Regions from separate parts of the Homo sapiens genome. Here region 1 is linked to region 2. Evidence: read pairs that join two places in POLR2A ChIA-PET (ENCODE). Cell type or tissue: endothelial cell of umbilical vein. All regions are shown on one strand. Links, peaks and the distances in the headings refer to the core of each region. The heading gives the core; the rest is flanking DNA. Region 1 overlaps SPRY2 (sprouty RTK signaling antagonist 2). Region 2 has its middle 96 kb from the start of SPRY2.

Region 1 (8,344 bases), core at 279-8,278, 100 kb after region 2:
TAAAATAGTTAATTCTTAAGTTGTTGAGAAGTTGAAAATAAATTCATGTCTTCTTCTTGTTAAGTTTGCTTTAATGTGTTTCTGGCACCTAATAGGATTTGATTTGCTTTTAGTTCTATAACTTTGTGCTACTATACAATTAATAAAAAATGGCATGATTGTTGTAGAATTTGGGTATTTACTTTTTTGCATGCCATATTCATTCTACCTGGTTTGAAAAAGTTACAGAATGCCGTATACGTCACAGTTAAAGTGTTTGATGTAAAAGTAAAAATTAAGAACCAAGAAAGAATCTTCTAGGTTGCATTATTAACGCTTAAGGCAAAAATGACTATGACAAATGGAAACCTATTTCAAATTTTGAAAGGATTTTCAACTTTTGAAAACATTGGTAGCAGTGTTATATTCCAGCAATACTTCCTTGCGATTTTTACGTTGAACCTGAACCTTACAAATTGTATGTTTCTTTGAATAAGGAATTCTTACTTAAGTGACTCAAAGATCAGTTTTGTATTGTTGTACATCACAGGATTACAGAATTGTCAGTAGCCCGCCGTAATTTTTACTTTTGGGTACATGCGTTGTTGATCATATGGCTAATACCTCCCTACTGCCATTCCATTTCAAATCCTGTTTCTCTAGGGAAAGTGGGAAGTGAGGAGTCAATTCAGGTGGGTGGAGAGTGGGAAGTATCTTAGAGTATCAACCGTTCTTTCCTCTTGGCTTCCTCAGGAGTTCAGATGTGTTCTAAGCCTGCTGGAGTGACCACACTTCCAAGACCTGATGGAGGCCAGAGCTCAGAGTGGCAACGGGTCGCAGCCCTTGCTGCAGACGCCCCGTGACGGTGGCAGACAGCGTGGGGAGCCCGACCCCAGAGACGCCCTCACCCAGCAGGTACATGTCTTGTCTCTGGATCAGATCAGAGCCATCCGAAACACCAATGAGTACACAGAGGGGCCTACTGTCGTCCCAAGACCTGGGCTCAAGCCTGCTCCTCGCCCCTCCACTCAGCACAAACACGAGAGACTCCACGGTCTGCCTGAGCACCGCCAGCCTCCTAGGCTCCAGCACTCGCAGGTCCATTCTTCTGCACGAGCCCCTCTGTCCAGATCCATAAGCACGGTCAGCTCAGGGTCGCGGAGCAGTACGAGGACAAGTACCAGCAGCAGCTCCTCTGAACAGAGACTGCTAGGATCATCCTTCTCCTCCGGGCCTGTTGCTGATGGCATAATCCGGGTGCAACCCAAATCTGAGCTCAAGCCAGGTGAGCTTAAGCCACTGAGCAAGGAAGATTTGGGCCTGCACGCCTACAGGTGTGAGGACTGTGGCAAGTGCAAATGTAAGGAGTGCACCTACCCAAGGCCTCTGCCATCAGACTGGATCTGCGACAAGCAGTGCCTTTGCTCGGCCCAGAACGTGATTGACTATGGGACTTGTGTATGCTGTGTGAAAGGTCTCTTCTATCACTGTTCTAATGATGATGAGGACAACTGTGCTGACAACCCATGTTCTTGCAGCCAGTCTCACTGTTGTACACGATGGTCAGCCATGGGTGTCATGTCCCTCTTTTTGCCTTGTTTATGGTGTTACCTTCCAGCCAAGGGTTGCCTTAAATTGTGCCAGGGGTGTTATGACCGGGTTAACAGGCCTGGTTGCCGCTGTAAAAACTCAAACACAGTTTGCTGCAAAGTTCCCACTGTCCCCCCTAGGAACTTTGAAAAACCAACATAGCATCATTAATCAGGAATATTACAGTAATGAGGATTTTTTCTTTCTTTTTTTAATACACATATGCAACCAACTAAACAGTTATAATCTTGGCACTGTTAATAGAAAGGTGGGATAGTCTTTGCTGTTTGCGGTGAAATGCTTTTTGTCCATGTGCCGTTTTAACTGATATGCTTGTTAGAACTCAGCTAATGGAGCTCAAAGTATGAGATACAGAACTTGGTGACCCATGTATTGCATAAGCTAAAGCAACACAGACACTCCTAGGCAAAGTTTTTGTTTGTGAATAGTACTTGCAAAACTTGTAAATTAGCAGATGACTTTTTTCCATTGTTTTCTCCAGAGAGAATGTGCTATATTTTTGTATATACAATAATATTTGCAACTGTGAAAAACAAGTTGTGCCATACTACATGGCACAGACACAAAATATTATACTAATATGTTGTACATTCGGAAGAATGTGAATCAATCAGTATGTTTTTAGATTGTATTTTGCCTTACAGAAAGCCTTTATTGTAAGACTCTGATTTCCCTTTGGACTTCATGTATATTGTACAGTTACAGTAAAATTCAACCTTTATTTTCTAATTTTTTCAACATATTGTTTAGTGTAAAGAATATTTATTTGAAGTTTTATTATTTTATAAAAAAGAATATTTATTTTAAGAGGCATCTTACAAATTTTGCCCCTTTTATGAGGATGTGATAGTTGCTGCAAATGAGGGGTTACAGATGCATATGTCCAATATAAAATAGAAAATATATTAACGTTTGAAATTAAACTGAGCTGTTTTGTCTTCTTTTATCTTGTTTCTTTCAAGTGTAAGAAACTACATTTTATGTTAAGGGTAACATTTTAATGAAATAGTTAATCACTTGTCTATAGAATTATTTTATGATTGCCGCTTTAAAGTAAGCTGGATTTGATGATTTTTCAGAGACAATTCTAGCAATCAAGAGAACATTTAACTTACTATCTGTACTTATATGGGAGCTGATTTTAGCTATATCATTGTTCTTGTTCCCCCACCCCCTTTTTTTTTTTTGCAGATTATCTGACTTGTGTTTGTTCTGCAGAGGTTTTTTTTTGGTTTTTTTTTTTAAATCTTTGATTCAGGAGACTTTCCTTAAAAATTAACAGTTAAGCTTTTTCTTTATATACAGTATCAAGGATTAATTCCATGAGGATAATTCAAAACTAGTGAAATGAGTTTAGCTCAATAAACATTTATTGAATGTCACCTGTGTCTCAGACATGCAGTATTCACAGATCAGTTCTTAAAATTAAGGCCAAAAATATTTTCTTGACTTAGCTGATCGTGGCAGTGTTTTTTCCAGTCTGTTTAATTTTTGACTCTGAAACATCACCATTTTACCTAATTCCTTATGTTAGAAAAGACATGAAAAAAAGAACTTGCTTTGATTCTGGTATTTGGTATCATAAAATTTGATCTGATATTGGTCTTACTCAAGACAAAGAAGGCCAATTTAAGGCCCTGACTTATTCAATCAGATTATTCAGAAAATTGTTGCTCTGGGAAAAAGATGCAGCATGAGAGTCAGTGTGCTTGGAGCTGTCTTTTAGAAGCAAAGGTACAGCAAGCTGCTGCAAGCCCATCTTGACAAATACTAGGTTTTAAGTCACTTGATTAGTCACTTTGTGGCTGATGTTTGTTTTTTTTTTTTCCAAAAGTTTGTACTTTTGCTGCCAAGAGTCACTGGAAGTCTAGAAAATAATTTATCTGTCATTATTGTTTAATCTCTTGTTTCCTGTTCTGAGGCTCCTTCTTAGCACAGGTTGTCTTCTGTTATGTTTTTTAAAATTGGCTTTCAAGGAACTATATAGCCTCCTACATTAAGACATTGCTCTAAGGACCTTCAATTTCCTCTGACTTCCTCCAAGAAACATAGTTAACTTAGAAATGATTTAAGCTTCAACTTTGAGTTACTGAATGTTTCAATTCTAACACTCTTAAAACGTCACCCTGGTGGTCTAAGGAAGAATTCCGTTGCTGGAGAATAGGGTAGGGTTTCTTATTCATTATGTAGTTTTCAAGATGTGTAAAGCACAAAAATTTTGACTGATTAGGTTTGTTCATCAAAAACTGCCATGTGCATTGACAGAGCTCTTTTTGGTATAAAAATTGTGAGTTAAATATTTTTTTTTCACCGCATAAGTGGCTTTCAAAGTATTCTTAGACATATTGCATCAGATGTCATTGAGTGTTTATTGAAAAAGTAAGAACCTCTTCCCATAGTTACTGAGTCAGAATCTGATGGTGTGGCCTAGAAATTAGCATTTTTAATCATTCTACAAGTGATTATGTGCAGTGTGGCAACTACTGACCTAGGAATTGCTTTCTAACTTGGTTTTCTTTTTTTTTTTTTTTGAGACGGAGTCTCGCTCTGTCGCCCAGGCTGGAGTGCAGTGGCGCGATCTCGGCTCACTGCAAGCTCCGCCTCCCGGGTTCACGCCATCCTCCTGCCTCAGCCTCCCGGCTAGCTGGGACTACAGGCACCCGCCACCACGCCCGGATAATTTTTTTGTATTTTTAGTAGAGACGGGGTTTCACCGTGTTAGCCAGGATGGTCTCGATTTCCTGACCTCGTGATCCGCCCGCCTCCGCCTCCCAAAGTGCTGGGATTACAGGCGTGAGCCACCGCGCCCGGCCTCTAATTCAGTTTTTTAATGGGCTCTGATCTCTAAAGTATAACTCATTGGTTTGAATATTGAGCATAAAGTGATAGTCAACTGAAATTTGAAGAGGATTTGAATTAAGTATATTAAGTCCTATGAAAATAATTTGTTTAAAGATAAATAAGAAAATTGGAGCCCAGGCATGGTGGCTCACGCCTGTAATCCCAACACTTTGGGAGGCTGAGGCAAGTGAATCACTTGAGGTCAGGAGTTTGAGACCAACCTGGCCAACATGATGCAACCCCGTCTCTACTAAAAATACAAATTAGTGGGCATGGTATCAGGCACCTATAATCCCAGCTACTTGAGAGGCTGAGGCCGGAGAATTGCTTGAACCTGGGAGGTGGAGGTTGAAGTAAGCCAAGATCGTGTCACTGCACTGTAGCCTGGACAACAGAGTAAGACTCTGTCTTAAAAAAAAAAAAAAAAAAAAGAAAATTGGATTTTTCAAGAAGCTTCCAACTAACCTGTTAAATGTTGACTTTATCTATATACCAGCATAGAATTAATTTTCAAAATATGGAAGATTAAATATTTATGTCTAATAGATTAAAAGCAACTGGCACTCATTCACTGCATTAAAAATAATTTCTTATTTTTATTTTTATTTTTTGAGACAAAGTCTTGCTCTGTAACCCAGGCTGGAGTGCAGTGGCGCCATCTCAACTCACTGCAACCACTGCCTGCCGGGTTCAAGAGAGTCTCCTGCTTCATTTCAGCCTCCTGAATAGCTGGGATTACAGGTGCGCACCACCATGCCCGGCTAATTTTTGTATTTTCAGTAGAGATGGGGTTGCACTATGTTGGTCACGCTGGTCTTGAACACCTGTCCTCAGGTGATCTGCCCACCTCAGCCTCCCAAAGTGCTGAGATTACAGGCATGAGCCACCGCACCCAGCAATTTTATTTATTTTTTAGGTTATTATTTTTTGAGGCAGAGTTTTGCTGTGTTGCCCAGACTGGAGTGCAGTGGTGGGATTTTGGCTCACTGCAACCTCTGCCTCCCGGGTTCAAGCCATTCTCCTACCTCAGCCTCCCAAGTAGCTGGGACTACAGGGGCACGCCACCATGCCTAGCTAATTTTTGTATGTTTAGTAGAGATTGTGTTTTGCCATGTTGACCAGGCTGGTCTCGAACTCCTGATCTCAGGTGATTCATCACACTTGGCCAAAAATAACTGTTTTAATGTTGCAAATTATCTCACTTGGGAAAAAATATGGAGGAATAACCTCAATTTCTTAATCTCTATTTAAAGTTCATGAAAAATTATAACATGATAAATTTGTAATCCAATGGCCATTATTTTGATGTGATAGAGTAAAAGTATGATGATAATGCAAACATAACTGCTAAGCATTTAGGGGAATTTTAATCATTTTTGTGGTTTCTTGCTTTTTAATTTTTTTTAAACCTGTGGATGCTCTATATTTGAGATTCATATAAGAATGACAACTTGATTGTTGTTACTTAAAACATTCATTTATGTGTTTTGAGGAGGAGATTTTAAGGCCCTGCCAAATTTCTGCCATGTTGTAGCTTGCTCTGGGGATTGTCTGTGAAAGAAGAAAGCCAAAACCCAGGCAAGTAATCCCAACCAAACTTTTTGCATAACTTCTTTCTTCAGTATACTTCTGTCTCAAGGACTACTTGACTCCAGGATATGTAAGTTAAGGTACTGATGATGTCAGATAAATGAATTTGCTCTTGCACAGTGCTGTAAGGTATTTGATAGGCAGTTGATGGGTTTGATGTAATTTATTAACTTTTAAGCATTTAGGTCAAAATTTTCAAAGGTTTAATGGTTTTAGAGTTTCACTTGAAGTCATACCCACAATTGGCCATTTGTCTTCCTCTCCTAAATGTGCACAAGGACCAGGGTATAAACACAGAAGTTTCAACTTTGAAAATGGGCTGAATTTGTACAGCTCAAAAACAGGTCTGTCAACTTGTGGAGAATATTTTACATTGTTTTCATAAAGAAAACATATAATAGTAGGTTATTAACTAGTCACGTCATTATTGTATCAGTATCCAGTCTCTGGTTTGCAATATCCGTTAAGGCAAAAGTCATGTTAATTTCTATTTTAATTTGGTCTAATGCCTCACTTCTTTATGACATACTAAGGGTGGGTCTCCATTGAGTGGAGATCAGATTAGAATTTTAACAAGGCCTATCTGATTTGACATAAAACTGATCATCAGAGTAAAGCTATACATCTGGAGTATTTCATCATGGGTTTGGCCATTCACAAGAGGATAAGAGTAAGACTGTATATGTCCTATACTGTAGATTTTATTTGTACACCACACTGCCACTCCCTTTTCACCACAAGAGACAACTGTGTGAATAATGAGAGGCAAAATGTGAATACCGCTGATGATACTGCACCTCTGGTCAAAATTTAACTTAATACATTCATTTAATTTACAATCAAAGAAGAAAAAAGGGAGATAGAAATATAGCAAAAGAGGAAAAAAGTAACATTTAAACTTTTTTCCACGCCTAGCAAATATTTTACATTTTTATTTAATACTACATTTTGATTGATTGACTTAAATAATTTTTAAAAGTCAGTCTTATTTGGCAACTCATACTTTTTTTTTTTTAAATAAACTGTTAAAGGAGATTAGAAAGAAGCCTTGGCCTCTGGCTTGGCTAGATGAGACATGTAAGGCTTCAGCATCACTTATGAATTTATTTCTCAAAACAGTTGCTAATACACAGAGATGAATAAATAATTTGACTTAATACAAGGACTCACTTGGAAGAGAATTTGGGCACAGAAATATAAATTTGGCATTTCAACCTAGTTTTTGGATGCCTACTGCTTACAAATTACTGGGCTAGTTGATCTAATGCAAAAGGAAAGCGGTAGCAACTCTAATGCAAGACAGGACTTAGAAGCACAAGCAAGATGCTATGAGAGTGCAGAAATTGAGGGAAACGTTGATGCATTCTCGTTAGTTGGTTTGATCGCCATGTCTTTGCAATGGTTTCAGATACTTAAATACCTCAAGAGTTTTTGCTAAGACAGTTGCAACAGAATTAGCATCACTCATTAAATAAAACTATGCTCACCATCCCATATCCACATCCTAAAATGAATTGTAGAGGTGTTTAATGAATATGTGAACAACTACATGTTGCTATGTGCATTCTTTTTTTTTTTTTTTTGGAGATGGAGTTTTGCTCTTCTTGCCCAGGGTGGAGTGTAGGGGCATGATCTCAGCTCACCGCAACCTCTACCTCCTGGGTTCAAGTGATTTTCCTGCCTTAGCCTCTTGAGTAGCTGGGATTATAGGCATGTGCCACCACACACGGCTAATTTTGTATTTTTAGTAGAGACGGGGTTTCTCCATGTTGGTCAGGCTGGTCTCGAACTCCTGACCTCAGGTGATCTGCCCGCCTCGGCCTCCCGAAGTGCTGGGATTACAGGCGTGAGCCACTGCGCCCAGTCGCTATGTTTATTCTTAATTTTAAGATTCATGACTCACTAAAATCTTCCCTTAAAAAAATACAAATAAAAAAATACTTTTTCAAGATGTAGAACTAAGAAACAAGTTGAAAAGATCTGTCTATTCTTGTTCTTCCAGTTCTTGCTGGAATTTACCTTTTGCCATTAACCCATAGTTTTAGCTTGCTTCTGAACCTAGAGAAGGATGAATTGGAAATAATCAAGTTAGGGGGGCAAAAAAAAAAAAAAAGTGTAAATGATATTGTGAAAAGAAGTGGTTGAGCTTTGGAGCAATTCTGCCCTTGTCAAAAAATACCCGAGACCTGGCTGCTCAGGCTCACATGCCTCTCAAAACCTATGTGACCCTCTCCAGTTCCTAGGCCAATGCAACTTTCATTTTTGGAACAGTTTTTGCTCCAAATAAAATCTAGTTTATTGACTTGCACCAATAGTGTTTACA
Region 2 (8,344 bases), core at 129-8,128:
AAGAACATACATTGGAGAAAGGATATTCTTGTCCAGAAATGATGCTGCGAAAATTGGATATTTGTAGGCAGAGGAAAGAAACTGGACCCCTATCTCTTTCCACATACAAAAATCAGCCCAAAATAGGTTAAAGACTTAAATGTAAGACCTGAAACTATATAACTACCAGAAGGAAGCTTAGGGAAAACACTTTAAGAATTAGTCTAGGCAAAGGTTTCATGTATATGACTTCAAAAGAACAGGCAACAATAAAAAAATAGACAAATGATACTAAATTAAACTAAAACCTTCCTGCACAGCAAAGAAAACAATGAACACAGTGAAGAGACAACCTGTTGAATAGAGACAAATATTTGTAAACTATTTATCTGAGAAGCCACTAGTGTCTAGAATATACAAGGAACTCAACTCAACAGGAAAACCAACAAATAATCCCAGTAGACAATTCTCAAAAGATGACATACAAACAGCCAACAAGTATATGAAAAAATGCTTAAACTAATGATCAGAGAACTTAAAATCAAAACCACAATGTGACATCATCTCAGCCCAGCTAGGATGGCTATTATCAAAAAAACAAAAAATAACAGATGCTGGTGAGGATGTGAAAAAAAGCGGGGAACTCTTAAACACTTTGGTGGGAATGTAAATTACTATCATTATGGAAAATGGTGTGGAGATTTCTCAAAAAACTAAAAATAGAACTACCACATGATCCAGCAATCCCACTAGTGGGTATTTATCCAAAGGGAAAAAAGTCAATATATCAAAAAGATACCTGTACCCCCACATTTGTTGCAGCACTATTCATAATAGCAAAGATATAGAATCTAATGTAATGATGATCACAATTTAGCCTTGGTACTTATACAGTGTGTATTTGGTCTTAAATTCAGTGTACTGAAATTAAGCATTCATGCTGGATCTTTTCAAGCTGTGTTTTGGAAGAGTCAGTGAGATATGTATGAATAAATGGATGCTGCAGTGGTTATGCTTTTTTAGTTAACAAGTTGGATTTTATTTAATAAGAGCAGTTATGTGATTATTATTGTTGTTGTCACTGCAAGTATAGGAAGTAAAGTTGGCATTTATTAATATTTAAATATATGTATATATTGCTTTATGTCATTGCATCAAATACATAATTGATTGTAGGAAGCCCCATTTTCCTATATACCACTAAGAAAAATGCTTCCAATTAAACTATGACAGAATGCTTTATCACTTACAGTGATTATACTTGTTAGAAGAGTTATTTTAGACTTCTTTAGATAGATTTTTATTGTATATTACTTTTGTGTATACGTAAAATGAATATAGTAGCAAAATAAATGAGTAAAGGCATTTCCAAAGTTCTTTGCATTTAAAGCCTGCTCTTCTAAATCAAAGTTTGATTGAGCATCACCAGTGTCTATGACTTTCCACACACAACTCTCCTTTGCAAAATCAATGTCGGTGTCATGCACTTTCCTTAAAAGAATACTCCCCCACGGTCTGGAGAATTTTCTTCCATGACCCGGTTCCTCATACCATAAATATTCGTGTTGACTTTCTGAATCTCACACTAAAGTTCCAAAGGAGAGTTTTCAGACTAATTTCATGCAGGTAATTACAACTGTTTCATTACTGCAACCTAGCAGACAGCAATTTGTAAGTTGTTTTCCATCATTAGAAGAATCCTGACTTCAAAGAGCTTAAAATGTAAAAAAAAAAAAAAAAAAAAAAGTGCATCTGAGAGTGCATGAAATATGAAAAATATATTTTCTTATTTGGTACAATTATATTTAAGAAGTACATCAAAATTGGCCCCAAAGTGATTTTTTATAGCTACCTAATGCCTAAAAATAAACAGATATAATGGAAATATTGAATGTTATTTTGTAAAAATAATCCTCTGCTTGAAGGAGTTCCAAGTTTTTCAGTTCATGAAAAAGTTTCATGTTTCAATTGAGACATATTTCAAATGTCAAATAATAATGGTACACCCACATGACTGCAAGCATTACAAATAAAAGAACAAATTTGCTCACCATATATGTTGCCAGTAACTATTTGTCCCAGAAGTAAAAAGTTAGGTATGCCCACATACTGTAAAAAGCACATTTATTTCCAAATGTTTATATTGGATTTTAATTTCAATCAATGTTATGTTCATTCTTGAAAAATATTTTAACACAAAATAAGCAGCACATCTACAAGCACTTCCCAATAATGGAAATAGTTTAATTGTGATTACGTTTTTACCCAAGAATTAGCATTTTTAAACTTCTATTTACTACATTTAATAGACAATCTTCTGATCAAGCTATTTTTTTTTTTTTTTTTTTTTTTTGAGACGAAGTCTCACTTGGCCGCCCAGGCTGGAGTGCAGTGGCGTGATCTCGGCTCACTGCAAGCTCCGCCTCCCGGGTTCAGGCCATTCTCCTGTCTCAGTGTCCCAAGTAGCTGGGACCACAGACACCCGCTACCATGCCCGGCTAATTTTTTTGTATTCTTAGTAGAGACGGGGTTTCACCGTGTTAGCCAGGATGGTCTCAATCTCCCCATCTTGTGATCCACCTACCTCAGCCTCCCAAAGTACTGGGATTACAGGCGTGAGCCACTGCACCCAGCCAGATCAAGCGATTTCTAAAACTATACTCTTAGGTCACTCAAGCATACCTCTAAATGCTAATACATAGAATTTATTTAGTATTTATTTTTGTACACCTCCTTGACATATATTATAAATATCAGGGTTGACAATGCCCACATTCTGTATTTGTAAATAAAGTTTTATTGGAATACAACCACACACATTCATTTACATATGGCTGCTTTTCTATTTCAAGACCAGACTTGAATAGGTGCAGTAGAGACTATATGCCTGGCAAAACCAAAAATATTACCCGACCATTTATAGAAAAAAATTGACAACCCCTGCTCTGGAGCAAGGTGACAGTTTTATGCACCCCTTTCTCTGCTGAACACTATGGCTAACCTGGCCTTCAAGCCAATTTGTTTTACACTTCAATAATGAGAAAAATTAGATTGTATTTAATAGTACTGCAGGTACTACTTTCCCATCGAGTAAACTTAGAAAAAAAAGTTTTAAATGTTTCTTTAGAGTACAAGGGAAGCATAACCTCAGTCGAATTATACAATTTTTCTTGTGCTCATATATCAAATCAAGGACTACAAACACCATTTCCTTTTCAGCTGACTACCTCCTGCCTTCCAATATTACAAGTAAAATCTACTTGGTATATTCAGTCATACCATATTTTCAGAGAAGAATCCCAACACATTTCTAAATATCAAATACTATTTTTGAGGGGATAACCTAAGGAACAGTGAGAAATTTCTAATGATTCTTATTTTTGTTTGCTCTGTCCTCCTTTCCTTGTTCTGGATACATGTCCCGAGCCCTTGGCATCAAAGTCAGGGATGGGTTTGCAACCTAGGCTGGGCCAGTTATGTCTCATCTCAGTGTCCAAAGTGGCAGATTCAAGAGAAGGGACATATCTTCAAGCCAGGCAAATCATAGTACTGTCCTGGGTCATCTGGAATTTGAGAAGAGTTTCAAATTTTCAAATCTTTGATCTCAGAGCTGTAATTGAGGCTAAATATTTCATTAGCCACATTTCTAGCTATGGTTCCAGATGGCCCCAGGAGGTCGAGCCAAAGCAGCAGCAGTGATGAGAAGGGAAGGAAAAAGTTCTGATGAGGACCTAGATCGCTGATTTGAGATATTCCTAAAGACAGCTCTACTCCTGCCCTTCCTGGTTTAGATAGAAAAGCCAAAACCATTGTTCTTTTCCTTCAACTAGCTTAAGCTATGTCACTTGCAACCAAGCCCCCTGACTAATAGGACCAGATAATCTTCAGTGCAGGCAGCAGGCAGCATCAACTTCATGAATGTGATACCTTTACTTCTTAAAGGCAGTAATGGCAACAAAATCTAAGAGTGTATTACAGTTTTCTTGTAGAAAGTTTCCCTCCCTTTTACTTCTAGTGGTTTCAGAAACAAAAACAGTTTGCAAAAAAGAAAAAGCATTAGCTCACCATTCTTAGCCCAAGCAGTAATTTAATCTGCCATGTGCTCTTCAAAGCAGATTAACTCTAATCACACAGACTTCCTCTCCATTTAATTATTCTATCTTTCTGTTTGTACTTCACTTCTCATAAAACTTTTATATCTGAAAATTTTAAAATTTATGTAAGATCGACTGTAAGCATTTAGCTCATGTATCAAATTCATTACATCCTGTTAGATATAAGACTAGAAACCTTCTTCAGTGTTGAGTAAGGCAGAACTGTAAAGTGAGGCAAAAGGTAATATAAATAAGAACCAAACTTTTTTAAACTTGGCTGATCCTCTCCTGCTGTGTGCAGCTAATGTTTTGCCTCTGAGAATAGGACTTACTAGCAACCCTGAAGTAAAGACAGGATATTTTTCAACAAGAACTTCTGCTTTGCCAAACATCCCAGTTTGTCTCCAAGGTCTTGAAAAGAAAGAATGAAGAACGGAAACCATAAAGTATGCAGTACAGCTATCATCTAATTACTGAATGAATGGTACAGTTGTTTTGTCTGATTGCGCTGAGCTAGTTATCCACTGCTAGCTTCATTGACAAAAAGGGAACCTACACAAATTATAGGGAAATTCAAGCACTTAAGGAATGTTTTGGTTCAGAGGTTTGCAATGACTATTGGCTTTGGTTTTTGGCAAAAGCTGTCTTTGCCGTATGAACTCAGCTGTGCTGGGTCAGCCTAAAGTGTTCCCAAAAGCCTAGAAGAGGACAGACTTCCGTGTCATCTGTATCCCATCAATAAATTAAAGTGATGTTCTCCAGCTCATGTTTGTTTCTTGGCAGGCTAATCTACAATCAGAAGAAGAAAAGCCTTTCATTTGTGGACTCCAGCTAGAGGAAGGAAGCTTTTGTATGTGGATTCACTGGAGACCAAAATATTAAAAAGTGGAAGAGGAAAACCATATGTTGCAGTTCTCATAAGCAGGCAGCTCAAAGTTCTGGTTAAAGAAATGCTTGAGTTCATTTTACAGAAAAGTAAATATTTTATCATGAGAACAGGGTATACTAATAATATTGATACCTCTGTTACAAACATTGACATTTTAAGTTGTATTCTGTTTTCTCTAATTTTTTAAATCAGGAAAACCTAAGAATTAGATATTTCAAAGAAACACAAAATGACCAAACATTTTAGCATAATTCTTCAAAATGTAACTTAAGAAGGAAAGAAGAGATCCAACAGAATAAAGATAGAAGATAATTTTTATAAGCTTATGATTCCTTCTCTTCTATGAGTCACAGCAAAGTTAGCTGATATTTTATAGTTGCAGCAATTGAATGCAGGTTATAATAGAAGTGGGGAAAATCACTAATAATTATCTGCATCCTATTTCATAGTCAATTCAATAACGTAATGTTAAGATAGTCTCCTTATCTCTTTTGGTTGACAAAGGGTTATCCTTGCCTTCGTATTACTTGTGAATAAGCCTAGTGATGAGAACAAGATTAGTGTGGTCCTCTTCCAACTTCCTATAGGAGAGAATGCAAGAAGATCTTCCCATTCTTTTTAACCTGACCACATTTGTGTTTGATTTCCTTTCTATGTCTTTGAAGCAGCCAAACAAATAAAGCCTGCTTTAATACATGTATCCTTTAAAGAATATGGCTTCCAGCTCAAAGTTTCAGTATGTGAAACCAAAAGTATCTAAGACAGGTCTCAATCAATTTAGAAAGTTTATTTTGCCAAGGTTAAGGTGACAACCATGACACAATCTCAGGAGATCCTGATGACATGTGCCCAAGGTGGATGGGTCACAACTTGGTTTTATACATTTTAGGGAGACATGAGACATCAGTCAAATACATTTAAGATGTACATTGGTTCGGTCCAGAAAGTCAGAACAATTCAAAGCAGGTGCTTCCAGGTTATAGGTAGATTTAAAAATTTTCTGATTGGCAATTTGGTTGAAAGAGTTGCCATCAATATAAAGAAATGTCTGGGATATGACAAGAGGTTGTGGAGACCAAAGTTTTATCAGGCAAATGAAGCCTCCAGGTAGCAGGCTTCAGAGAGAATAGATTATACATGTTTCTTTTCAGACTTAAGGTCTGTCTTGATATTAAATGATGGTCAGCTTTCCTTAAATTCCAAAGGAGAGGAGAGCATAATGAGGCATGTCTAACCCCTACTTTCTGTCATGGCCTGAACTAGTCTTTCAGGTTAACTTTGGAGTGCCCTGGCCAAGACAATGGAGTCCATTCACATGGTTGGGAGGCCTTAGAATTTTATTTTTCATTTGCAAGTACTTTGTAACCTTATGTACCAGTAGTTCATCTCATTACAGAATAGAATTGATTTTTTCCTTTTATGGTGGGGTCACATAAAACAAGCATTAGATCAAGTGTATGACTGGTAGGAGCACGTGATGAAATAGTTGATAGAGTAGGTACTGATGGGGTTCAGAACATGCCATCCCAAATATGATGGTAGGAGGCCAGAGTATACACCCCTAAAATACGCCTATTTGGATGAGTTCTTGTCCTTTGCAGGGACAAGGATGAAGCTGGAAATCATTCTCAGCAAACTAACACAGGAACAGAAAACCAAACACCACGTGTTCTCACTCATAAGTGGGAGCTGAACGATGAGAATGCATAGACACAGGGAGGAGAACATCACACACTGGGGCCTGTCGGGGTGGGGGTAGGGGGTAAGGGGAGGGATAGCATTAGGAGAAATACCTAATGTAGATGACAGGTTGATGGGTGCAGCAAACCACCATGGCATGTGTATACCTATGTAACAAACCTGCATGTTCTGCACATGTATCTCATAACTTAAAGTATATAAAAATAAAAAATATATGCCTCTTTGGCATATTGATTACTTTAAGCTGGTTATTCTCACAAACTGCAGATACAGAAGCTCAGGAAAGTTACCCTTTTGTAAGAGAAATCTGTATCTATAAGGGAAATCTTCATTTGTAAGTGTGTCTCCTCTGCACCAGAAAGAAAAGGATGACTAAATCCCTACAGACTCTTAATCAAATAGAGAAACCTTACATTTGTTTAAGGTGCTTTTCTTGGCCATCTCATCTGAATTGGGCTTTTTTCTTCACCCTTCCATAATGTGTCTCCATTATTTCCCAGGATACCCCAAACCTCTATTCCTCTCTGTAGCTCAGATTGATATATAAGCCTCAATCATCTAGCTTGAGTCTCATATGCATACTCTCATGCATATGTACGTAATTAAAATTGTTTTTCTCTTGTTAATCTGCCTTATGTCAATTTAATTTACAGACAAGCTAATGAACCTGGAAGAGAAGGAAGAGATTGTTTTTTTTTTTTCAAGAATACATTGGACAGAAATGTAAATATGGCTTTGATTATTCATGAGATAACTGAATGTGCACTTACCTTTAATGGAAAGAGGATTAACCCCACAAGTCAGGATTTTCTTTCGTGTCCTAGCCTTACTGAATGGTGAACAGGACAGTCTATGGAGCCAGACTCCTGTGACTTGAGATAGTTACTTAACTTCTCTGAGCCTCAGCTTCCTTATCTTAAAATGGGAATAAAAATAATGCTAACCTGACAGGGTTGAATTATACCTGGCACCTAATAATCACTATGTAATTGGGAAATAAGTTACCCTTCTACTGACAACATAGATCAGATATTAATTTTTCTACGCTCAGTTTTTCTGTTTGTAAATAGAGATAACTAGTGCTTTTTTTCCTCCATAGGAATGTTTTCAACTTTTCCTCTATTGTCTGAAAGTTTGACGATAGGAATTTCTGAAGTAAACTTGACAGTAGACAGATTAAATAGAAGAAAACACATACAAACTTATGTGTGTATGCATGGGAGTACCACAAAATATGAGACTCAAAGAAAGTTCAAATGGTTCAACTTTAAATAGCATTTTGAGCCACCAAAAGAAAAAAAAAAATAGTGACTTCTGTTGGAGAAGTGGTGACACAAGCTGTGGAAGGTGAGGGAAGGAAATGCATGATGAACAAAGGTTATCTTATTATGCAGATAAAGTCTCTTAGGTCACTATGCCCAGACAGGTTTCTCACCAGTTCTGAGCAGCCCTCAGAAGAATTGGTGAAAAGTCTGTCAGGGCATAGTGGCCTGTGTGCGGAGTCCTTTTAGTCTCCTCTCCTGCGATACAAGTTAATTTTTCTGGTTATTGTAGATTCCAGAAACAGGGTTTGTAACAATTGCATTCCTTTTAGAGGAATTTCCTTCTGTCAGATAAGAAAACTTCAGAGAAAGTCCCTTTCTGAACTTTGGAATTGAAAGAAAATGGGGGCAAGCAAAAG

Evidence for each region. Peaks named below come from ENCODE experiments on the same cell type or tissue, not always from the same donor. Only the 100,000 strongest peaks of a DNase experiment are listed, where the experiment ranks them.
Region 1: POLR2A ChIA-PET joins it to region 2 with 10 read pairs; 5 of 35 experiments call an interaction of 5 or more read pairs at or near these places.

The regions. Positions count from the first base shown.
Region 1 is chr13:80,330,145-80,338,488 of GRCh38, reverse strand. It overlaps SPRY2 (sprouty RTK signaling antagonist 2), which reads left to right. Exons shown (of 2, transcript NM_005842.4): 2 at 733-2,513. The coding sequence starts at 784. The coding sequence ends at 1,731. Among named protein-coding and RNA genes, the nearest start is that of SPRY2, 6.8 kb to the left of the region's middle. In endothelial cell of umbilical vein, for the core only: no CTCF peak of the experiment used is centred there; no DNase peak of the experiment used is centred there; H3K4me3 peaks cover 664 bases; H3K27ac peaks cover 1,152 bases.
Region 2 is chr13:80,433,149-80,441,492 of GRCh38, reverse strand. No RefSeq gene overlaps it. Among named protein-coding and RNA genes, the nearest start is that of SPRY2, 96 kb to the right of the region's middle. In endothelial cell of umbilical vein, for the core only: no CTCF peak of the experiment used is centred there; no DNase peak of the experiment used is centred there.